Regions from separate parts of the Homo sapiens genome. Here region 2 is linked to region 1. Evidence: chromatin loops called from intact Hi-C (ENCODE). Cell type or tissue: PC-3. All regions are shown on one strand. Each heading gives the region's core, and the rest is flanking DNA. Links, peaks and the distances in the headings are about the cores only.

Region 1 (12,356 bases), core at 2,286-10,285:
TTTTAACTTCATATCACTGAAAGAGGCACTGAAGAGGGAGGAAATACAGTCTAGAATCACTGATGCCACTTCTCCCCCACCTCCCTGGCAGGGGCAGTGTGGTACAGAGAGTATTTCTGTTCCCCGGGGAGATGGAGAGCCAGCAATTATGAGGCGTTAAACTCAGCACTGCCCTTGTTATAGCAGAAAGTAAAACTAGACCAAACTTAGCTGATGCTGGCCCATAGAGGATGCATTTAAATCAGCCCTGGCCAGAGGGAAATCACAGATCCCAGAGGTCCAAACTTCAGTTCCCACAAGCCTCACCACTGTGGGCTAAAGTGCTCTGGGGCACCAAATAAATTTGAAAAAGAATCTAGGCCACAAGGACTGCAACACCTAGGTGAGTCCTAGGGCTGAACTGGGCCCGCAGTGAACTGGGGGTTGGAGGGCACAAAACCTACTGATCACCAGCCAGGACAATTTAAGCAGTGCTAACCCTCCCGTAACCCCAAGCTGTATAGCTTGCAGCTCCAAAAGAGATCCCTTCCTTCCTCTTGAGGAGAGCAGAGACAGGAGTGGGGAGAATTTTGTCTTGCATCTTGGATACCAGCCTAGCTACAGCAGCATAGAGTATGGTCAGAGCTGTGAGGCCCCCCTTCCAGGCCCTAGCTCCCAGACATTTCTAGACACACCCTGGGTTAGAAGGGAACCTGCTGCCTTGAAGAGAAGGACCCAATCCTGACAGGATTAATCACCTGCTAACTGAAGAGCCCTTGAGCTCTGAATAAGCGTCAGCAGTACCCAGGTACTACACTGAGGCCCTTGGGTGAGTCTCTGAGACTTGCTAGCCTCAGGTAAGACTCAACACATTCCCAGCTGTAGTGGCTATGGGGTGAGACTCCTTCTGCTTGATAAAAACAAGGGGAAAAGTTAAGGAGAATTTGCCTTGCACCTTAGGTACTAGCTTGGCCACAGTGGGTAGAGCACCAAGTGCGCTTTTGGAGTCCCTGGTTCCAGGACTTGGCTCTTAGACAGCACTTCCGGGCCTGCTTTGTACCAGAGGGGAGGCTGCATCCCTGCAGGGTGAGTCCCAGGCCAGACAGCATTCACCACAAGCTGACTCAAGAGCCCTCAGGCCTTAAGGGAACATCAGTAGTAGTCTGGCAGTATTCCCCATGAGCCTGACATGGCGGTGGCCATGGGGAGAGGCTCCTTTGCCTTTGGAAAGGGGAGAGAAGAGTGAGAAGAACTGTGTCTAATGGTTTTAGTGCCAGCTCAGCCACAGTACAATAAAATACCAGGTGGAGTTCTATGATTTTGAATCTAGTCCCTGGCTCCTGGACAGCACCTTGGCACCCACCTGGGGCCTGGGGGAGTTTGCCACCCTGAAGAGAATAATATAAGCCTGGTTGGCTTTGCCACCTGCTGATTGTAGAGCCCCAGGGCTTTGAGTGAACATAGGTGGTAGTCAGAGAGTGGTTACAGCAGGCCTTGTGTAATACCCAGTGCGGTACTGGCTTTAGGACTGATCCAATGCAGTCGTAGGGGTGATGGCCACAGAGGTTCTTATGTCACTCCAACCCAGCTCCAAGTTGCTCAAAACAGAGACAGACTCCATCTGTTTGAGAGAAAATAAGGGAAAAGAACAAAATTCTCTGTCTGGCAATCCAGAGAATTCTTCCAGATGTTGTCCAAGACCATCAAGGAGGTTATCTCTATGAGTCTACAAGAATTACAATGCTGGCCGGGCGCGGTGGCTCACGCCTGTAATCCCAGCACTTTGGGAGGCCGAGGCAGGCGGATCACGAGGTCAGGAGATCGAGACCATCCTGGCTAACACAGTGAAACCCCGTCTCTACTAAAAAACACAAAAAAATTAGCCGGGCGTGGTGGCGGGCGCCTGTAGTCCCAGCTGCGCGGGAGGCTGAGGCAGGAGAATGGCGTGAACCCGGGAGGCGGAGCTTGCAGTGAGCCGAGATCGCGCCACTGCACTCCAGCCTGGGCGACAGAGCGAGACTCCGTCTCAAAAAAAAAAAAAAAAAAAAAAAAAAAAAAGAATTACAATGCTACTGGGCTTGGGGTCACCACTAAAGCAGATTCAGTTTTGATCACAACACCCAAGTCCTTTCAAATATCTGAAAGCCTTCCCAAGAAGGATAAATACAAGTAAACCTGGACTGCAAAAACTACAATAAATACCTAACTCTTCAATGACCAGACATAAACGAACATCTACAGGCATCAAGATGATCCAGGAAAACATGACCTTACCAGATGAACTAAGTAAGGCACCAGGGACCAGTCCTGAAGGAACAGAGATATGTAACCTTTCAGACAGATAATTCAAAATTGCCGTTTTCAGGAAACGCAAAGAAATTCAATATAACACAGAGAAGAAATTCAGAATATCAGATAAATTTAGCAAAGAGATTGAAATACCTAAAAAGAATTAAGCAGAAGTTCTGGAGTTGAAAAATGCAATTGGCATACTAAGGAATGCATCCGAGTCTTAATAGCAGAATTGATCAAGCAGAATAATTAGTGAATTTGAAGAGAGGCTATTTAAAATATATATGGGAGAAAAATGAAAACAGAATTTAAAAAATGAAGCATGCCGACAGGATCTAGAAAAAAATAGCTGCAAAATGGCAAATCTAAGGTTTATTGGTATTAAAGAGGAGGCAGAGAAAGAGATAGAGGTAGAGAGTTTATTCATAGGGATAATAACAGAGAATGCCCCAAAGCTAGAGAAAGATATCGATATCCAAGTACAAGAAGATTTAACCGAAGAAGACTACTTCAAGGCATTTAATAGTCAAACTCCCAAAGGTAAAGAAAGCATCCTAAAAGCAGCAAGAGAAAAGAAACAAATAACATACAATGGAACGCTAATATACTTGGAAGCAGATTTTTCAGTGGAAACCTTGCAGGACAGGAGAGAGTGGCATGATTAATTAAAGGTGCTGAAAGAAAAAAAAAGTTTACCCTAGAATAGTATATCCAGTGAAATTATCCTTCAAACACGAAGGAGAAATAAAGGCTTTCCCAAACAAACAAAAGCTGAGGGATATCATCAACACCAGACCTGTCCTACAAGAAATGCTAAAGGGAGTACTTCAATCAGAAAGAAAAGGATGTTAATGAGCAATAAGAAATCATCTGCAGGTACAAAACTCACTAGTAATAGTAAGTACGCAGAAAAACGCAGAATATCATAACACTGTAACTGGGGTGAGTAAACTACTCTTATCTTCAGTAGAATGACTACACAATGAACCAATCAAAAATAATAACTACAACAACTTTTCAAGACATAGACTGTACAATACAATGTAAATAGAGACAACAAAAAGTTAAAAAGCGGGGGATAAAGTTAAGGTGTAGAGTATTTATTAGGTTATTTGGCTTGTTTGTTTGTTTATGCAAATCATGTTAGGTTGTTATCAGCTTAAAATAATGGGTTATAAGATAGTATGTTCTGGCCTCATGGTAACCTCAAACCAAAATACATACAATGGATACACGAAAGATAAAAAGCAAGAAACTAAATCATGTCTTCAGAGAAAATCATCTTCACTAAAAGGAAGACAGAAAGGAAAGAAATAAGGAAGAGAAGATCACAAAACAACTGGAAAAGAAATAACAAAACGGCAGGAGTAAATCCTTATTTATGAACAATAATATGGAATGTAAATCAACTAAATCTCCAATCAAAACACAGACTGGCTGAATGAATTTAAAAAAAAAAACATAATCTGTTGCCTCCAAGAAACACACTTAACCTATAAAGACACACACAGACTGAAAATAAAGGGATGAAAAAAAAAGATATTCCATGCCAGTGGAAACCAAAAAAGAGCGAGAATAGCTATACTTCTACCCGATAAAATAAATTTCAGTGTTCATGTAAGTGTAAATTAATACAGCCACTATGGAAAATGTTATGGAGATTTCTCAAGAAACCAAACATAGAACTACTATATAATCTGCCAATCCCACTATTGGATACTTATACCAAGGAAAAGAAATCAGTATATCAAAGCGATATGTGCACCCATATGTCTATTGCAGCACTAGTACAACAGCAAAGATATGAAATCAACCTCAATGTCTATCAATGGACAAACTGATTTTAAAAATGTGGAATATATACATAATAGAATACTATTCAGCCGTTTAAAAACTATGAAATCCTGTCATTTGCAGCAAAATGGATGGAACTGGAGATTACTATGTTCAGTGAAATAAGCCAGTCACAAAAAGACAAATATCACATGTTCTCACTAATATGTGAAAACTAAAAAAGTTGATCTTATGGAGGTATAGCATAGAATTATAGATACTAGAGGCTGAGAAGGCATGTGAGGGCAGGGAGATGGAAAACATTTCAGTAACGGATATAAACATATGGTTAGATTGAAGATATAAGTTCTAATGTTGTTTGCCCATTTTTTTTTTTTTTTTGAGATGGAGTCATGCTCTGTTGCCCAGGCTGGAGTGCAATGGCACGATCTTGGCTTACTGCAACCTCCGCCTCCCAGGTTCAAGCGATTCTCCTGCCTCAGCCTCCCAAGTAGCTGGGATTACAGGTGCCTGCCACCATGCCTGGCTAATTTTTTGTATTTTTACTAGAGATAGGGTTTCACCATGTTGGCCAGGCTGGTCTCGAACTCCTGACCTCAGGTGATCTGCCTGCCTCAGCCTCCCAAAGTGTTGGGATTACAGGCATGAGCCACCACTTTTTCATAGGGTGACTATAGTTAGCAAAAATGTATTGTATATTTTAAAGTAGCTAGAAGAGAGTACTTGAAATGTTCCCAACACACACACACACTCTCTCTCTCTCTCTCTCTCACACACACACACACACACACACACACACACAGTTTTCTCCCTATAAAATATGATTTCCAGGCCCAATCCTCTCACAAGCATCCTAGAGCAGTAAAGATTTCACATAGTGACATCAGACTTGAGTTTGATTCCACCTTTACTATTCATTCACCATGAGACTGGACAAATTAGTTAACCTCAGAGTCTCAGTTTCCTCATCTGTGCATTGAATATAGAAACAGTATTCAATAAAAAGGGCTGTGGGGAGCATTAAAGAAAATACTTCATGTAAAGAACATAGAACAGCATCTACTAATCTTCCACAAGGTAGACATTCAGTAAATACTAACCATTTTTATATTTTCAATATTATTACTACTTGTTATTATGATTGCTCTTATTTAGCAACCTAGTTTTATTTGTCAATGCTCCTCAAATTGTAATATACATCATAGTAGTAGCTCCATGTGTTCAATAAAGTCAGGCACCATGAGGTTGGTAGATTACCCCCATTTACAGATGAAAAAAACTGAGACAGATTAAGTAGCTGGCTCAAAGTATATGACAAAGAAGGAATCCTAATCCAAGAATTCTGACCCATGCAGGATTGCAACATCTGAATTATGCCGTTTTGATCGTTATTTCCACAAGATGGCGATCAACAATAGAGAATGGCTTGTCCTCCTACACCCTCTTAATAAATCAAAATGATGTCCCATGGTGGTTAGTCAGTACTTAACCCTTATTAAAAAGGCATTTTCTTGCAGGAGAGCTTTCAGTATTTAAGGAAACTAAATATTTGGAGATAAAAGATATATACTTAAATAAGGATACTTGTAGCCAGTATTAAAGAGGTTTGTTCAGTAGAAATTTAGAGCACAAGATAGGCGCTTGAAGAAAATGTGAAGGAAAAACCCTTGTGAAAAGTAATCAAAAAATAAGCAGCTTCCGACAACTACTCCACAACTGGAGTCGTAATATACACTTCACATCCCCATATCCACAATTCAGTCATTCCTTTGGACAGATGAAAACAAAATTGCAGCTGGGCGCAGGGCTCATGCCTGTAATCCTAGCACCTTGGGAGGCTGAGGCGGGCAGATCACCTGAGGTCAAGAGTTCGAGACCAGCCTGGCCAATATGGCGAAACCCCATCTCTACTAAAAATACAAAAATTAGCTGGGTGTGGTGGCAGGCACCTGTAATCCCAGCTACTCAGGAGCCTGAGGCAGGATAATCACTTGAATCCTGGAGGCAGAGGTTGCAGTGAGCCCAGATCACACCATTGCACTCCAGCCTGGGCAACAGGAGCATAACTGTGTCAAAAAAAAAAAAAAAAAAAAAAAAAGAAAGGGAGAAAGGAAACAAAATTGCAATGAATTTAAACTATGCACATATAAACCTGTAAGTATTTATTGTCTTCTACCCTTCCCCAATGTATTAATGAGAATTCTGCATTTTCAGCATTTCCTACTATGCCTCAATTCTTTCCCACCTTCAGAAGATGAATTTCAGCCACTCCAGTTCGTCTCTGGCCAATTTTTGACATAGAATTGGCAAATGAGCAGAGAGACAAATTGAAAAGTAAAGAGATGGAATTTTTATCAGAAAGACACATATTTAGTCAATTAAAAGCTGAGATATGGAAGCTGAAAGACAAGAGATGAGAAGAAAAATGAAGAGTCACTAAGGTTCGTTTTCTTTGGTTGTTTTGTTTTTGTTAATCAAGTTGAGTTTTTATGTGATAGAGAAGGTTTAAAGAAAAGGTTTGGAGTGGCTTCAGAGTATAAGAGATATGAGGATTGGAGGAATCAGGAAAAGGGGGATGGTCAGAAGATTTCAGTTATAAATTATATCCCTGTTAATCTTTGCCAGGAGATTCAAGAAAAGATTTGAATCACCTTTAATTACTTTAAATATCAGGTTTGGTTTCTTTGAAGTTGAATGCACAAGAACTCCAGGCAGCTGGAGCTCCCAGGTTTTTCTCGTTACAGCAACACTTGGAGGCATCCACATATGCACACACCGTGCTGGCATGAAGGGTACCTAAAACAATACTGCTTTTGCTCCTTCCTGCTCCAAAGCAGAAGCTAGAAAATAAATTATTTTCAATATGCTAATAAACTAATATTAAGCATATGTTCCCTTGCCACTTTAAAGTATGTAATATAAATATAAATCCCTTATACATCTGCTGCTCTCTATAATTTTCAAACGTCTCTTTAATCTCATTTGAACTTCGCAACATTCCTGGAAAGCAAACAAGGGTCATTATCACCATTTTATAAGATGCGGGAAGAGAAGTTCATAGAAGTTGCATGGGTTGCACAAAGTCACCCAGTCACTAAGTGGCAGAGCTGGATTTTAACTTTGGTCTCTCACTGCAAGTTCACTAGGCTCCACACCGCTCAAACGTACTTCAAATACTCCTTCATGGAGAGTTCTATGTATGTATAGGCAAAACCAATGGGCCTAAAGCTTGAAGATCTTGGTTCCAGTCCTGCCCTTTCTATAATGTTGGGTAAGTCGTTTTTCTGCTCTGTGCCTGTTTATCAACTTCTTCAGCTGTGCGTGTTTTAGAAGTAAAATATTTTACTTCGTAATGATATTAGCTATTATTACTAAGGCTTATTTAAGATAGGCACCTCTGTTAGGTATACAGATTTATCATCCATTTAATCTTCATAACCTAGCAAATTTTCGGAGAAGTTAAAATAATTTTCCCAAGCTGTCAAATAGCAGAACCAGGATTTGCATACAGGTCAGAAAGATTCTATTTTCATAGTACTAAATTGCCTAAAAATCTCTGTTGAATTATGAAAATATGTGAGTGGCTATGAGGCTTTCTTCTCTCAGGCATGATGCTGACTTGGCATACTTAGTGTACATACTAATTTGTTAAATGAAAGTTATAATAATAATGACAATAATATAAAAATAAAAGCAGTAGCAAATTGTATTAAGTGCTGTCTATAAATCAATTGCTAAGCACATAAAATTATATAAAGTATATGCACTATCATATTTAATCCTTGAAGCAGCTTTATGTGGTAGGTGCTTTTATTATCCACATTTTAAAAAATAGCAAACCAAGAACTAAAAGGAATAAATTTCTCTACCCTATTCAGTAAGTTGTAGAGCTTGAGTTTACATCTGGGTTTGTCTTCCACAGAATCTATGTTCTTAACAACTGCCTTGTACTTTCTGAATAAGTGGGGCTTTTCTGTGGCCCCTGTACCTGAGCCCTTGTCTTGAATTTATGTGGGTAGAAGATCCTCTCCTCTGAATGTGAGCAGAGGCCCCTCCTCTCTAACCTCAGTGCCCATTTCTCCATGCCTAACCCCTCTCCTCTGCTGTATCTCCTGCCCTAAATTGTTGATGCATCGCCTCTTCCTTCCTTTCCCACTGCACTAAACTAGAATATACTTATTTATACAGTTTCTATTCCATTTATAGTACGAAGAAAAATAAGCTTGAGACATTAGAACTTGATAAGACATATTTCTCTTCACAATAAAGGCTTGAGAACTTTACGTGAGAGAACAATCACAAATTACCAGTTGTGACAAGCTTCAGGCATCATTCTGGATTGTGTCCATATTTCTGAAATCAACACTCTAAGCAAGTGGTACAGGTTTGGGTACTTAATCTAAGTAAGTAGTAGGCCCTTGTTGAACTAAATACAGGACATCCCAGTCCTTAAACTGGGAGAGAAAGGCCAGCTTTCACTGGAGAAAACCCAGTTTCCAACTGAAACAAGAAGACAAACACTAGAGTTTGCCTCTAAAATTCATGAACACCAACTCACAACTCTCCACTCAAACACAGGCAAGGAAGCATTTCCAAAATTAGATTTTTATACAGCTCAGACACACCCTTAGCCTCCCAGACCATGGCAGAGCCACCAGACTGACCCCACACCCTCTTCCAGACTCAGAAATTGGGAGGCCAGAGACTTGCTCAATGTCAAACAACTCTTAAAGACTATGCTCCAAATCCCTTCTTGCCCTTCAATTAACCCTTGGTGCTTTCTTTTGGGAAATCTGACAACCATGGGGTCATCTTGACCAATGGCTATGGAGAACTGCCCTTGACAAAATTCTCCTTCCCTCCTGACTAAAATAGATCCTCAAACTATCATATCCATAAATGGCCTTAGGGAAACGGTCTAACATCTTCCCAAATTACTGCAACAGAAAGAAAGAAAAAGGAAGGAAAGAAGGGAGGAAAGGCAAGAAGAAAGGAGGGAAGGAGAGAGAGAGAAAGAAGAAGGAAAGGAGGAAAGAAAGTCTGTCAATAATGAGTGTCAGAAATGCAAAATTACTTCAAGTTAAAGAGATGTTTTACTTGTGATTTCCTTATAAGGAAATAAGTTCCCAAACTTATTTGGCCACGTGTCTTTCTTATCTCCTCCATGGAGAAGCTCATAAGTTTAGTGTTCTATGAAACACAGTTTGGAATATGCTCATGTAGTCCAATATTCTTAAGATCCCATTTTCAGACAAGGTTCAGAAAGCTGAAATGACTTGTTTAAGGCCCTTCAGTATGCCTTTAAAAGAAGGAGGGTTGCAATCTATGTATTTTCACCCTTGAGGTCAATGATCTATCTACTGCATCATGCTTCCTTGTTCCAGGACCAAAGCATAACTTTGGTCCATAGGACTTGAAAACAACCTAAGCTTCATGAGGCCAGGGACTGTCTGTGTTGTTGACTGCTGAGCACCCAGCACAGTGTCTGGAACATTGAAGGTATCCATAATGTTAAAAGAAAAACCTTAGGCAAAAATTTAACAGAATTTATTTAAGCAAAGAATGATTCATGAATCAAGCAGGAAAGTCAAAAGGAAAACAGAACCAGAAGTTCAGACAGCCCCTCGCTGCAGTGGGAGTAGCAAGCTTTTTTAGACCATGAAAGCAAAATAAGGAAGTTACTTGATAGGCTACAGCTAGGCATTTGCTTTACTGGGGTGTGTTGCAGTGGAGAGTCCCAAGCTAGAGGTTAGCTGGAGGTTTCTAATTGGTTAAACTTAACTTGTGTTTTACCGTTTACATTTAATTGAGTTTTGGTTTGCCTATGTTGGAGTTCCTATTACAGAGACAATCTCAGGCTAATGGCCTCCTTCTTACTTGCTTTAACTATAAGTATTTAATGAATAAGTGCTGCACAACAATAAGAATCGCATTGTCGCATTGTCTTACTGACTCTTCACAACATCCCTAGGGTTATTATTTTCAGGTTAGACCTTGAGATTCAAAAAAGTCAACAACTTGTCACAAGTTCATAGAGCTAGTAAATAGTAGAAGAGTCAAAACTCATAACCAGGTCACTCTGACCCTAAACTCCATACTCTTTAACTATAATTGTATACTATCTCAGTATTTCCCAAGTCCTAAAATACATATAAATCATCTGGGTATCTTTTGAGAATGTAGATTCCAATTCAGTAGATTTGGAGTAAGGTCTATAATTCTACATTTCTAACAACTTGCTAGGAAAAGTAGATCCTGCTGTTTCACAGATTGTACTGAACAGCAAAGCACTATCCACACTCACAGAATGTCAGAGGTTTAAAGGGAAACTTAGGCAGTCAAACTGGAAATATGGAGCCTGGGTATTACAAAGTGCTTATGCATAGGTGGTTTATTAATGCTTACATCACAACACTGAGCTAAAACCAGACCCCAATCCCATTGGTCCCTACTGTAGACAAGACACCACAGTGGGACAGAGTCAACACGCAATGAAGCAGCATGGAGAAAACCGGAAGGAAAATACTCAATAACACTTTACTACTGCCCTGTGATGGTCCAACAGTGTTCACCCTTGTCCAAACCCAACAGGAAAACAGGAGGCAAGGAAGCCCCTTGACATAATTCAACTAAGTAAGCCTCAATGGGTCACAAGCAGGGTAAACAAAGGTGGACGGTGGTTCTGGAAGTGCAAACTGAAGCTAGCTGAGGTATTTGACTCTCTGTGGAGACCACACCAAGCTGATTTCAACTTTCTCTTTTATCTGGAGTGGAAAAAAACAATAAGAAAAAAAAGTAGGGATGGAAGGTGTTTTTTTCTACTCCGTGCCTATATATTTCATCTAGAACTCTTATCTCTTATCTGTGGAAAAGAAATACGTCTTTTTATTTGGGAGGTTAAACCCTTTGCAAGTGCTTATAGAATAATCACAAAACCCTCTCACTCTTTTCTCCCCCCAAATAGACATGCTTTACCACCTTAAATTCACTCCTCTCTCAAACTCCAGATAATTAACTCTCAGAATTCTCCTGCAAGTTACCTTACTGTTTCTTCTCAGATTCACTGCTAAGTACCTCTTCTTATACATAACAGTTTTTTATGGTACTCTATCAACATTTTTTTGTTTTTGCCTGTTCAAGCCTTTCTATCTTTGGGGATCCACTCTCAACTCCATTCTTTCAGTTCCATTTTGCCATCTACCTGTGGGAAAACTACCTAAACGCTGAAGATGCCCCTCAATTTCGATAAGTGCCCAACCAAAATTTACCATCATTCCTCTAATCTTCCTTCTGTGCTCCCTTTTCATGGTAAAGTCACTATAATTTCCCTGCCGATCACCTAGATTCCAAGACAGGTCTAACAAATTTTAGCTTAATAACACTGCCAGGAATTTTATCCTCTGCTTACTTTCCACTGAGAAAAAAAAATCATGTTTAATCCACCTTTTTTCTTGCCTGGGTTAATAGAATACTTTCATAATTAATTCCCTGCTTCTTGGTTTTTTCCTCTCTGGTGCAATTTACACACACCACCATCCAAATAATATTCCAGAATTACAGTTCTGATCACATTATATATTTTTAAAATAATGCAAGTCTCTGAACAGCCATCGAAGGGAAAGGAGCTATGGATGTTTACGGATGAAGAGAAAAGGGAGGCCAAGTTAACATTCCACCTATTTGAACTCCGTTGGCTATTTTGTTCTTTATCTTACACATCTTTTCGTTGGAGGTGAGTGGTATATTTGTTTCCCTTTTCATTCATTTTCTATTTTTTTTTAAATTTTGATATTAGAATTAGTACAAGAAGGAGGAAGGGGAAAAATGAGACTAGTGGTAACAGAGGAGGAGGGAGTCGTGAAAAGCCTGAGTGACCAAACTGGTCATTAATAGTTGCCAGTCATCCATGGAGAAATTGAAGGGAGGAATGATCTTTTCAAAGAACCAGTGTTTCTATGTATGGCTGAAGCATAAGTCCTTCTTTGACTGGTTTTCTTAGAAACAATGCTATTTCTGGAGACTTAGAAGTCCTGGCAAAGAAATGCCAAAATTCTAACGATTTCATTTGGAATGAAACCAAAACTTAGAAAGCTCAGTTTAGTAGAGTTCTGCAAAACCTTGACTTATTTAGCAGTCCTAAACATTCTTAGAGAAAGTATATTTTTCAACTGATGCAGCAAAACATATTTAGAGGGATTTGGTAAGAAAGCTAATGAATGCCAACTCAGAAGAGGAAGAGGATGAGTATGAAAATAATGATAATAAAGATGATGTGGAAGATGAGCTGGTCC
Region 2 (12,356 bases), core at 1,655-9,654, 77 kb after region 1:
GATGGGATGGGCTGAGACTCAGCTGTTGCTATAGAAGCATATTCCTAAGTTAGGTTTTCAATCTTATCTACCCACTAAGGTAGGATACAGTTCATCCACAAGGACTCAAAAATGGAGTTACAGAGGCTTTCTCAGGCCATATTTAGTTCGATTTAACAATTCCCCATTTTTGGTCAGTCTCTCCATTTAGAGAGATTGACCAAACTTTAGGAATTGACACCATTCTCTGTCACCATCATGAAAGACTTCTTCAGTCTCATTACGGAATTCACAAGTCTTCTTTAATGTCAGTAGGAAATTCACAAGTCGCAGCTTTGTACCAGCTGAATGTTTATGTTGTTGCTGACACAGTTGGAGTGAGACCATTTAACTCTCAATGGATAGCCACGTACAAGACATTTAGGACTTGAGAGATACAGTGCACCAAGGGGACTATTATTAGGACTATAAAGAGGATTATACCAAAATACCAAGGTATACTTCTTAACAGGAGTTCTTGTGAAAATGAACTGAACCAAATTAACCAACTGAAGGTTCAGACAATATAAGCAGTTCGACAGTCTTAGGGTCAAATTGGTCATAGTCCTTGCTCAGAGAGTGAGAACAGTTAAGGATCATAGCGCTCCGTAAAGTGGCCTGATTTAAAGAGGATCTCATTTTTACTGTTACCCTGGTAATACAAGCCATAATAACTTGGAAAGCCTCTAGAAAAAATATAAAGATTAAAACCCTTGGCCTCTGATTATAAGTACTATCATGAGAATTTTCAGGAGAAGCTATTTGAAAGGAGCAAGGAAAATTGCATGTGCCCTTTTAGTTTTGAAAGTAAATCTCGCCCTAGCCAATTTACTGGAGCAGTATCACATAGTAAAAAGTTTGTTATTATGAAAAGGCCCCAAAGTTAATTGGATGGATTCAGATAAGAGATCCTCTTGTACTTGATTTGAAACCCCCACCACAGGAATGACCTTTTTACTCCAAGGGATTTGTTGGCTTATTGAAGTGGAGTTTACGGTAGATAGGGTAGCTCTGGTATCCACCATGACTGTACATGACTCCCCATTTATTTTAACCTTTGTTTCTCCATGTTTATTTAAAGGTATTATAGGGAGAAATTTACCAGAGAATCCCTTGGAGCCTCATCAATGTTGATTTTTATCAGAAGGGCTGAGGTCTCTTGGGTTCTTTTTAGGGTGGAAACAGTCGGCCTAAAGGGAGGCTTATTGGCATACTGAAATAAAAGCAGACAATCTCTTTTCAAGTGTCTTGATTGTCTGCAATGAAGGCAGACATCTTGCGGTAAAGAACTTCTTGTTCTAGGTCCTTTTGGTTGTGATTTAAAATGAGAATGAGAAGGTCCCTTCCATACTTTTGCTCCCAGCCCCTGTAACTATTGTAGTTGAAGGGTCATAAGTTTGTTAGCCTTTTGAGTTTTTCCTTCCTCTAGAGTCATCTCCAAATGTTCAGTTAAGACCACCAATTCAGTCATTCCTGTAACTTCCTATTCCAGTTTATGTGTTCTAATCAAACTGTTAAGTTCAGGATGGAGTCCATGTATGAACAGAGCAGTTAACGCTGTTTCAGTCCCTGCAGGAAATACTCCTTGCTATACTTTGAGCCCTACATGTTTCACAGTGTTTCTAAGCGAGTTCTGTAATCTGAAACTGGTTCATCCTTTTTCTGTTTACAAGATTGTATGATGGGCCAATCAGTTTTTTGTGGACAAATTTTAGGAATTAAATTTAAAGGGTATTTACCAATTTTTAGAGCTACTTTTTGTCCTTCTCATGAAGAACTTTTGGAGGGGTCTTTAACATCCGCCTCAGGTTTGTCCCAGTCTGCTGCTGCCATCCATTCCCAAGCTTCACCAGGCCCCAACATCATGTGAATAAATTGATAAAGGTCAGGAAGTCCTGGATTGTAAGCTTGTATGAGGATTCTAAATTCCTCAGTAAAGTTTTGAGGATTTTCACTTGGATCAAGAAAGTACTTCACAATGGCTCTAAGCTTAGTTTTGGACCATGGAGTGAAAGTAGTTACAGCAGGCAGGCCCAGCTGGTCAGAAGGTCTCACTTTGTAAGACATCTGTCTGATTTCTTTTTTTTTCATCATCGTCAGGGCGAAAGGGTAATTTACCAAAAAGGTTAGTGGACTCAGACTATGTAGGTAGAGATACATAAAGAGAAGGAATAGTTGAGGTTAGTTCAGTCAGAGTACAGTCCTCTTTTATCACATTCTTGGTCTTTTGCTTAAGCTTTTCATTTGTTTTTTGCAAAGAATCTTTTAAGGAAGCAATGTTTGATTCATGTGGTCTTTTAGAGGCCTCTGCATACCAATGAAAGAATACGTCCCACTGTTTTCATGGGGCTTTTGATCCCCCCTTTTCTAATGTGCCTCACAAATAATTTTATCCAAATTAAAACTTCCCCATTGTGGCCATCTTAATTCTAAGTTTTCTCTAGTGCGGTTAACCCATTTTTCTAAAAATGCACATGTTCTGGGTCCATAATTTTTATACATAAAATTTACATGGAGTCCTGGAAGGTGGAGTCCCAGACTCTTTGGATTCAAAAGATCCCATTTTAAAAATAAAGTACCTTCCTGAGGCCTGAGACCTCTAACTGAATCCAGTTCAGTTAATTATCAAATCCAATTCAATCCTGGACTCAGTCCAGCCTAACTATTGCTCAAATAAACACATAGAGCTCAGAACACAAGTTGGTGGAGCTCGGAATCTGAGAGCAAACTCACCCATGACCTCCAGCTACAATCAAGAGAGCAGTGAGCACAATAGTCTCCTCAGGTACCTCACCTGGTCACCTGGTGTTCCTGGGGGTTGCTGGAGTTTTACTTTTAATCCCACTCTGACACCAGATCTGTTAAAAGAAAACTTTAGACAAATTAAATTTAACAGTTTAATTGAGCAAGGGAAAAAAAAAGAAAAAAATTGGGCAGCCTCCAGAATCACAGCAGATTCAGAGTGACTCCAGGGATGCCTCACGGTCAGAACAATAAAAGGAAAGTGATGTATAAAAAAACAGAGGTGAGGTACAGAAACAGATGGATTGGTTACAGCTTGGTGCATGTCTTATTTGAGCATAGTTTGAACAGTCAGCGGCATATGAGTGGTTAAGTATAGCTTCTGGGATTGGCTGAGACTCACCTATTGTTACAGAAGCATACTTCAGTCTTGTCTACCTACTAAGGTGGTTATAGTTCATCCACAAGGATTCAAATATGGAAGTATGGAGGCTTTCTCAGGCCATATTTAGTTTGATTTAACAACATGCGCTATGATTCTTTTGGTAGTACAGGGTGGAGGAGGCCTTTTTACTGAGGTGTGTGGGCTCCTGACAAGCTTGATGTTTGCTAAACACTGTCTCCAGCTTCTCCACATCTTTCTAGGGTTGAGGCTGCTCTTTTGTGCTTTCAGTGCCCTTGTTCTTTGTTTAGTGACAAAGAGCACAGGTCCTGAAGCCAGCCTGTCTGTATTCATGGCACAGCTTTTCCAATGGGGAAGTTATTTACCTTGCTGGGCCTCAGTTTTACCAACTATTTTATAGTTGGGCTAACAAACTTCCTTCCTTCTAAGGGTGTTATAAGTAATAAGTTAACATATGCAAAATGCTTACAAAAATTAGTACCTGGGAATGAACACTCAAGATACGTTACACTATTATTATTATTATCCCCTCTCTATCTTTACTTTTAGCTATCCAGCTTCATAATTATAACCTCAGTCAGAGCAGCCACAATCACCAAGCTCATGAACTACTTCTCAACACTTTAATTTTGAGTGATGTTTGGGGAGTTTTATTTGTAATTTCTCTTTGAAGAATTTTACCTTTCTTTAGCTTGTACACAGAATAGAAGTAGGAGAATGGATAATCACTGCATCCAGTGAACAAATTATAAGATTTTTTTTGGTATAAGATTTTAAATTTGAGACAATTTCAAACTTACAGAAAAGATTTGAATACAGTACATAGAACTCTTTTTTTCAGAACCATTGGAGAGTAAATTGCTAGCCAATGTCCTATCACTCACAAATACTTCAGTGTGTGTTAAAGGGTTATTAATGCTGCCATATACGTTTGTGTGGATTAAGTGAGATGATGTATGTGCAAACCCTTGGTTTACAGTTAAGTATTGTATTAATGAAATCATGTTTGTCATTCCATCAAGTCTAGAAAAATTCAGGATTTATTTTTTGGCTGTCAGAAAAAACTGAGGAACTGGGGAAAAAGTCACAGGCTCTATTTCAGTGGTCTTTCTTTTTAAGTCAAGATAAGCAACAACAGCTCTGGTCTCAAATCATTTCAAATATCACAGGTTATGAAAATATGGCTGAAAAAATATGTTACTATGAAAATGTGCCATCAAAATCAAATAAGAAAAAAATCTATTTTACAGGTTATTAGTCACAGTCAACACATTCTATTTAGATCTGAACTCAACCCAGTGAGATCATTTGCAACCTGGACCTCTCAGTTGTCTAATGCCATATAACAAAATACTCCAAAATTCAGTGGTTCAAAACAAGCACAGTGTACTTTTTTCATGATTCTTTAAAAATACCATATAGCTGCTTCACCTGTTTCATTGATTGATGTTTACTGGGGCACTGGGATGGCTGGAGAGCCAGAATACTGGCATTTTGTGATTGGCTTTGGCTATGAGCTCAGTGGAGGCAGTTTGCAAAGCATCTGGTAATTCATGAGTTCCAGGAAAATGCATTCCAAGATATGAAAATTAAAACCCTAGATGTCCTAATGTTTAGCCTCAAAAGACACATGGCATCTCTTCAGCCACATTCTATTATTCAAATGAAGCCATAGGACGTGCCCAGTGCCAAGAGGAGAGAAAATAAACTCTACTTCTTGGTAGGAGGAATTGCAAAGAATGTGTGGTCATATTTAATTCACAACAAACCCATAATAAGAAGATTATCCAGGCTTTTGAAGGATCATATGAGAGACAGTTAATAAACTTGGTGACACCAGCCTGGAGAGAAGATAAACCAAGAAACCCTTAAGAGATTGTTCAGATATTTGGAGGGCTATCATCATGAAGCAAAAATAGATATGAATTTAGGATTGAATTTGAGAGGTTTTTGAAATGTGACTACAAATTACAAGAAAATAAAGTTTAATGGCTCCATACTGAATCCTACAAATAAAGGTTAGCTAATACCAAATTTACTGTGGAAAAGGCTCTTGTAATAGATAAGAATAGATGAGATTATCTTCATTACACTTTCCAAGTCTATGAGGTTGGTGCAAAGGTAATTAATTTTGCACCATAATATCATCATATGACTCCAACAGCCTCCTTAACCTAAGATTTAATTCAAGAAGAAGACACTTAAAACTGCAATAAACAAAGCACTTTAAACCTTATTAAGCTTCTCACATATCATTTCTGGGACTCTATCACAAAAAGTATCAAATTCAATAAATGTTGATGCACACATTATTTTCCCCCATGGGTCTCAATATTTTAAGGTTTTGACTGTCAAATCTATAATAATCTAAGTCAAAAGTACAGCTACTTAAGCCTCAACACTAATTAAAATATTTAAAACATTTCTTTTTTTGAAATGTTTAAAATCATTCACAATGCTTCAATATTTTAAAGAGTTACACTATCACAGGTCCTGAGATCTGGAATCTTTGGAATGACAATATGGATTAGATTATGTCTGATATGACTTCAGCTTCATTTTCTTTCTTTCAGGGTGGAATTATTAAAGTTCAAACCATGGGAAACTATGAATGTTTGTGGAATGCGATGTTGAACAAGAGTAACTTTCAAAGTGGTGCACAAATGCCCTCTTGTGGCCATTTCCGGGATTGTGCTACAGTTTACAAAACAAAAGCAACCTAACAGGCAATGTTAGTGATGGCCATCTTTGTGCCACATCCTGTGCTAGAAGAAAATAATGAATTGAAAAAGGAAAAAAAATATATGTTTAAAGAGGAGGAAGAAATATTGTTTTTAGTTTTTGTTTTACTTCTCAGATGATAAGCCAGCTAAAAGAAATACTACCTCAAATGCTGCAGAAGGCTTAGGACCTTTTATATTGAATTTGGGGGTATGGAGAAACTCAGAGGCTTAGAAACTTTTATATTGGATTTGGGAATATGGAGAATTTAAGAGTAAAGACAAAGTACTCAAATTGGCTGATGTACCTTGAAGACCTGGAGGCCTCTAATCTTAGGAGATTTCATAGCATCCCCTAAATATTCAGCAGTATAGGGGGGATCATCAGGATCCTTCTGTCACACTAGGATTTTGATAAATCAACAGACATTTAGGTCGACACAGGCTGCTACTCAGCCCTCCTTGCATTCCTTAGTCCATGAGTGCCAACTCCAGAAATTCCAACATATTGTCATCAAAAATTGTGGAAAGCATTTAGAAAGGACAGAACTAAGTTTATGTCCTGGACAGAAACTTAGAAAGCAGCACTAATAATAAGATGTACAGGTCACATTTGGATGCCTAAGGTCAACCATTGTCACCTCCTCAACACAACCAGAAGTGTTTCCAAGAATCTCCAAAGTGGTGCCATAGCTAAATGTAATACTATTTAGGTCTTGCCTAGCACAGAGCAGAGCAGGTCTATCAGCTTCTTTGAAGAAGACATCAGAGTTTATTAATGGCCCCAGATCACATTAAGCTTTTTTAGTTCAGAGAATGGCTGCCAGAATCAAGTTCTAACACATCATAAACAATATTAAAATATCAGACTAACAAAAAGTAGCTTAAAAGAATAAAATTGTATTGGTGTGTGAATATGCATCAGACAAGCCTAGTACTGGCTTGGCCTAAGAGTATTTATTTGACCCCAAGTTTATTTTCATTTTACCTATTGGAATAATTACAAAACCTGCTACCATCTATTAACACAACTTTCCTATAAGGCTGTGCTTTAAAAGTTTATCTTTCTTCCATGGTCTTCTGCTGGAAGGTAGAAGAGTCAGAAGAGATAAGAGATAATAAATACTTAGGCATCTAAGTATTTACCAACATATTTTGTTTTTTAAGAGTTCTGGATGAAAGTTCAATTCAAAGATATATGACCCCTTGGGTGTGTAATCATGGCCATTATGATGATATAATGGAAGAGGCTTTGTACCAGAGTCCCTGCATATCCAAAAGGGATACATTCCAAGACCCCCAGTGGATGCCTGAAACCTCGAATAGTTCTGAACTTTATATATACTGTTTCTCCTACACATTCTTATCCATGATAATGTTTAATTTATAAATTAGGCACAGTAAAAGATTAACAACAACAGCTAATAATAAAATAGAGCAACTATAACAACGTACTGAAATAAAAGTTATCATGCACTGTGGCTGTAACTTTTGCAGCTTGAAGTGTGACAGAAAAACTAGCACAATTTTTTCTTCTTCATAGTTTCACAGATAAAGTATTTGTTCTTACTATAGATCTTAACCACTTCAGCATATTATTTTTTTCTTTCCTTATTAAGTCAAGAACTTTTATATTTTCACTTAAAGGAAGCACTTCGTGGCTTCTCTTTGGCATTTCCAAATTGCCAGCATCACTGCTCTTGTACTCTGGGGCCATTACAAAATAAAATATGGGTGACTTGAACATAATCACTGTGATACTGAGACAGTCAGTGTGATAACCGAGTTGGCTGCCAAGTGAGTAACAGGCAAGCAGCATCCACAGCACGGGTACTCCAGACAAAGGGACAAGTCATGTCCCTGGGCATGAGATTTCATCGTGCTACTCAGAGCAGTGTGAAATTTAAAACTTATGAGTTGTATATTTCTGAAATTTTTCGTGTAATATTTTTGAACTCCAGTTGACCATGGGTAACTGAAACCGAGAAAAGCAAACTGGGGATCAAAAAGGCTACTGTACACTAGAGATTGTTCTGAGCTATTGTTAACAGGAATGTGCCAGGTTTATGTAAATATATTTCATTTAATACTTAAATTCAGATTTACGTTCATATATTTGTATTCAACATTTACCTCCAACACTATCCTTTCCCCTGTCTTGCAATTTTAAAACTTCACTCACTCTTTGTTCCTCCCACAAAGTTGCCCCTCTCATCATTGAGGAAGCATCCACTTCTGACTTTCTGCACATGGGGGAGATCCCTCACCATCACAACCAAGCCATAAACAGACAGGAGCTCTCTGAGCATCAGTTTTCTCATCTACCACAGTGTCCCATGCGGACGGCCTTTCCAAATACTATTTAATAATATTGCATCCTAATAATGTCCAACTATTTTAAACCAAATCGTAAATCACACATTTGTATTATGCTTTCTGGTTGTCCAATTACCTTTATTTACTGGGTTTATTTAAGCTTCAGAGGAATATATACGGATTTTATAGCTAAAGCTCAATTAGATTAAGCTCATTTTACAGACTGGTCTCACAGTTTAGACTCAACACTAAGCCTACAAAGTTCAATCATCTCATTGCCGTCTGTGATTAAGCAACCACCCTTTCCGTTTCCACAGGGGATCCTCTGACGTGGTTTTTACAAAATCCTATCATCACACCCTTCTGATTCCAAAGTACAGAATAGTGAAGGGGTTAAACCTGCTCTATAATAAGCACTCCATAAATATTAGCTGTTGCTGTTGTAATTAACGTCAAGCTTTACTATGCTCATGCACTTTTAAATTGTCTTTATATTTGTTTCAAAATCTTAGACATAAATTTCATCAAAGATGAGGTCACATTTCCTAAAGTCTTAATTATCCGGACCAGTGATCACTGAACTTCAAGGCCCTGATGAATAAAAATTGTTTGTATCCCAAGCTCCCTCCCTAAAAGAATTCTAGGCGTTTAGACAAACCTCAACACGAGCCCCCAGGTTCCTCCTTTCGACTGTATTACTTAGGTCCTAGCACAGAGACTTCACCAGTCTGATAACTGACACAGATGCCTTCAGAGTCCCTTGGCCCCATAGATTCAAAAGCCTCCAAAATGGATTTGGCTGCTATAAAACCCCAGCAGGGAAGCAGAGCTCCAAGCTGGTGAAGGTGAGTGTGTGGGGTTCCACTACTGAGAGAGGCATAGGCAGGTTTCACAGTTGTCTGGGGGTGGCCATTTGGGGCCAGATGAAGGGTGAAAAGTTGGGAAGAGATTGTGCAAGAAGAGGAAAACTTCACTTAAATAAGTAAGCATCTAAAACAAGGGAAATAACTGGTTCCTTCAAGAAAAAGGATTCTGCTTTATATAACTCTTGATTCTATAATTTATACTCACAGGTATCATCTCATTGAATCTTTATCCTTTATCAGCACTATAATAATTAAACAAGTGTTTATGGAATGTTAATATAAATCAAATGTGGTGCATGAAACAAAAATTAGGATAGTAATGATGGTATCAATAAAAAGAATAATAACCAACATGCTGGGTGTTTTTGATGTATCAGATATATTTCTAAATATTTCACTGAAATATTTCCTTATATTACCACAACAACCCTCTGAGGTATGTATTAATATTATATATTGCTTTTAAAAATTAAGGCTGTAAAGCTCAGAGAGGGTAAATGCCTTGCCTAAGGTATTTAGTGGTAGAAGTAGAATAAGCTGTGACTCCTGAGATAGATATCAAAGCAACCATTTCTAATATGCAGGCAAGACTGCTAGAATTAAACAGACATCCGGTGCTATGAACAAACAGAGAAAGAAGCAAGTAAGTCTACTAGGATGTGTGTGTGCAAGATTTCACCAACAGAAAATGGTGGAGGGGAAGGCATTCTAGGTAGCGAGAACAGCATAAACAAAAGCAGGCATTAGGTAGAATTGAAGACTGGCCCCACACATTGAGGAACTTAAAAATTGAAACAGGAAAATAGGACAGAAACAGATAGCAATGCCAACAATATGCAGCAGGCATTTCCCATAAGGAAATGAGAAAACAATAATTCATATGGGTTAGACAATAATTCATGTGGCCCCTAAATGCAGCTGACGTGACCATCTTCCCTTAAGAGAGTTTGGAGGGTCAGTCACCAGGAGAGATCCCACTTCCTCCAGGGTGGACACCCACCTCCTGATGTCCTTTACCCATAAAAAAGAGCATTGTAATGAGGTGAGGAAAAGATAAGATTTGGTTTCAGGAGGTTTGGGTTCAAGAACCAGGTCTGCTAGTTCCTAAGGCAGTGAGCTACAGCTCAAAGAAAACAACCTTTTTCAGTCTTTGCTTTCATATATGTCAAAAATCACTTCAATAATAAAACATTTGTCTTACGTAGCTAACATGGCATTTTGGAAATTATTAAATAGTGTGAAGCACAGGAAAGCCCTTTTGTAAACTAAATTAAAAATACGAATATGAGCCCCCCTTCAGCCCATTGAAGGAGGAATATACAGTAAAAAGAAAAAAATCAGGTAAAGTATATGAATTTTTAATTAAGCAGAACTAACGTCAAAATTCATTTCTGCTTTTTTACTGCTGAATGTTTGATTTTCAGTAATTTAGTAACCTCCCTTTACCTTAGTTTTCTCATTCATAATAATTCTTTTCCATATGACAGATTTGTTATGGGAAATAAATTAAATGCAATATATGAACAGAACATTGGACTCCTAGTAGCTGCTTAATTCATGATATGCAATATATGGAACATAGCTAGCATAGTGGCTGGCATAGAATAAGTGGTGAAAACTGTGGTTAAGAATATGGATAAGAAAACAAGAAGAGGAGGAAGAGGAGCAAGAGCACATGGGGGAGGAGGAGGAATATCACCAACAGAGAATGGCACATCCTAAAGCAGGGACATGAAAGCTGTCTGCAGTCATCATAAGAAAGGAAGTGGTGATAATTTAAGCAGTTTATGTAGTTTGAAAGTTTGAGCCTAAATATACCTTGGCTATTTTTAGGTAGCATGGAGAATGTGTCTGCATTGTCACTGTTGACTGTGGAGAGTCCCACGTCCATGTTTGACTATTGTGATGACTCTTTGGAGAGGGTCAAGTCTGCTCTTGACATCTTTTCCATGATCATCTACACAGTGACTTTCTTCCTAGGCTTGGCTGGCAATGGCCTTGTCATTTGGGTAGTTGGATTCCACATGTCCTGCACAGTCAACACGGTGTGGGTGGTACCTCAACCTGCCCGTGGCTGACTTCATCATCATCTTCCCACTGCTTCTCCAGCTGGTTATGGTAGCTCTGTAACCCTTTGGCCAGCTGCTCTGTAAACTCAATAGCACCATGTCTATTTTTAACTTTCTGGCCAGTGTCTTCCTTCTGACCCTCATCTCCATGGACCACTGACTTGTGATCCTGTGGCCAATCTAGTCCTGGAACAATTGCACACCAGCAAAGGCAACTCTGGGGCCCTTGAGGACCTGGCTTTTGGCAATTTGTTTCTCTGTTCCCTACTTGATCTTCAAGGAAACTCGTGGTGGAAAGTGTCACCCTCTTTGTACAACCAGTATGATCTGCAGAATGAAACTCAAGGAAGTCACCAACTTTGGAAAGAGATTATCATTCCATGGCACCAAACGCTGGTCACAACAGCCCACTTTTTCTTTGGCTTCTTTCTCCCTCTGGCTATCATCACTGGCTACTACATCCTTGTAGCCTTGAAGTTAAGAGAAAGGCAGCTGGTTAAGTTTAGCTGACCCTTCCAGGTCCTTGCGACTGTGGTAACCACCTTCTTCCTCTGCTGGTTGCCCTTGCAAGTGTCCCTGTGGCTGGACTTCACATCATTTCGGGAAGACAGAGAGGGCCTGAACCAGGTGGCCTTACTCCTAAGACCCCTGGCCTTGTCTATGGCCTTTATCAACAGCTGTCTCAATCCAGTTCTCTATGTCTTCATTGGGCATGATTTCTGGGAGCACTTGCTCCACTCCCTGCTAGCTGCCTTAGAACGGGCACTTAGTGAGGAGCCAGATAGTGCCTGAATCCCAGCTCCCAGGCAGATGAGTCCTTTATAACATGACCCAATTTCCTACTCCATTTTCCCACCACTCAATCCTCTTCCCAAACAGCTCTACCATAATCCAACATCCAACAGAATTTAAGAGAATAAACCACAACTTTTAAGTGAGCTCTATGTGCTAGGTCATGTTTTAGAATACAACCTTAAGTGCCTGGAAGATGGAGGCAAGAAACAAACAAGGTCTCATTCTTTAGAGGAAGACAGTTCACCAAGACTCAAACAGAAAAAAAGATAGTTATCTTGTGACAAAACAAGTCATAAAATTGGGTCAGGACCTGCAGCAATGACTTTATGCTAGAATCCAGAGCACTAGCAGGAAACTGCTTAAATTTTACTTAATCAAAGTCAAGTTTGGACATACGTGTCAGGTAAAACCTAGCAGAGATGAGCTA

The links. Peaks named below come from ENCODE experiments on the same cell type or tissue, not always from the same donor. Only the 100,000 strongest peaks of a DNase experiment are listed, where the experiment ranks them.
Region 2: it touches region 1 in a loop (11-fold over the local background); 46 of 110 quality-filtered maps call a loop at or near these places.

Annotation. Positions count from the first base shown.
Region 1 is chr5:147,928,350-147,940,705 of GRCh38, reverse strand. No RefSeq gene overlaps it. Among named protein-coding and RNA genes, the nearest start is that of C5orf46, 28 kb to the right of the region's middle. In PC-3, for the core only: a CTCF peak has its summit at 5,462 (motif pointing right); a DNase peak (open chromatin) is centred at 5,465; H3K27ac peaks cover 1,278 bases.
Region 2 is chr5:147,851,214-147,863,569 of GRCh38, reverse strand. It overlaps the pseudogene LOC100288484. Among named protein-coding and RNA genes, the nearest start is that of SCGB3A2, 21 kb to the left of the region's middle. In PC-3, for the core only: a CTCF peak has its summit at 5,827 (motif pointing left); a DNase peak (open chromatin) is centred at 5,839.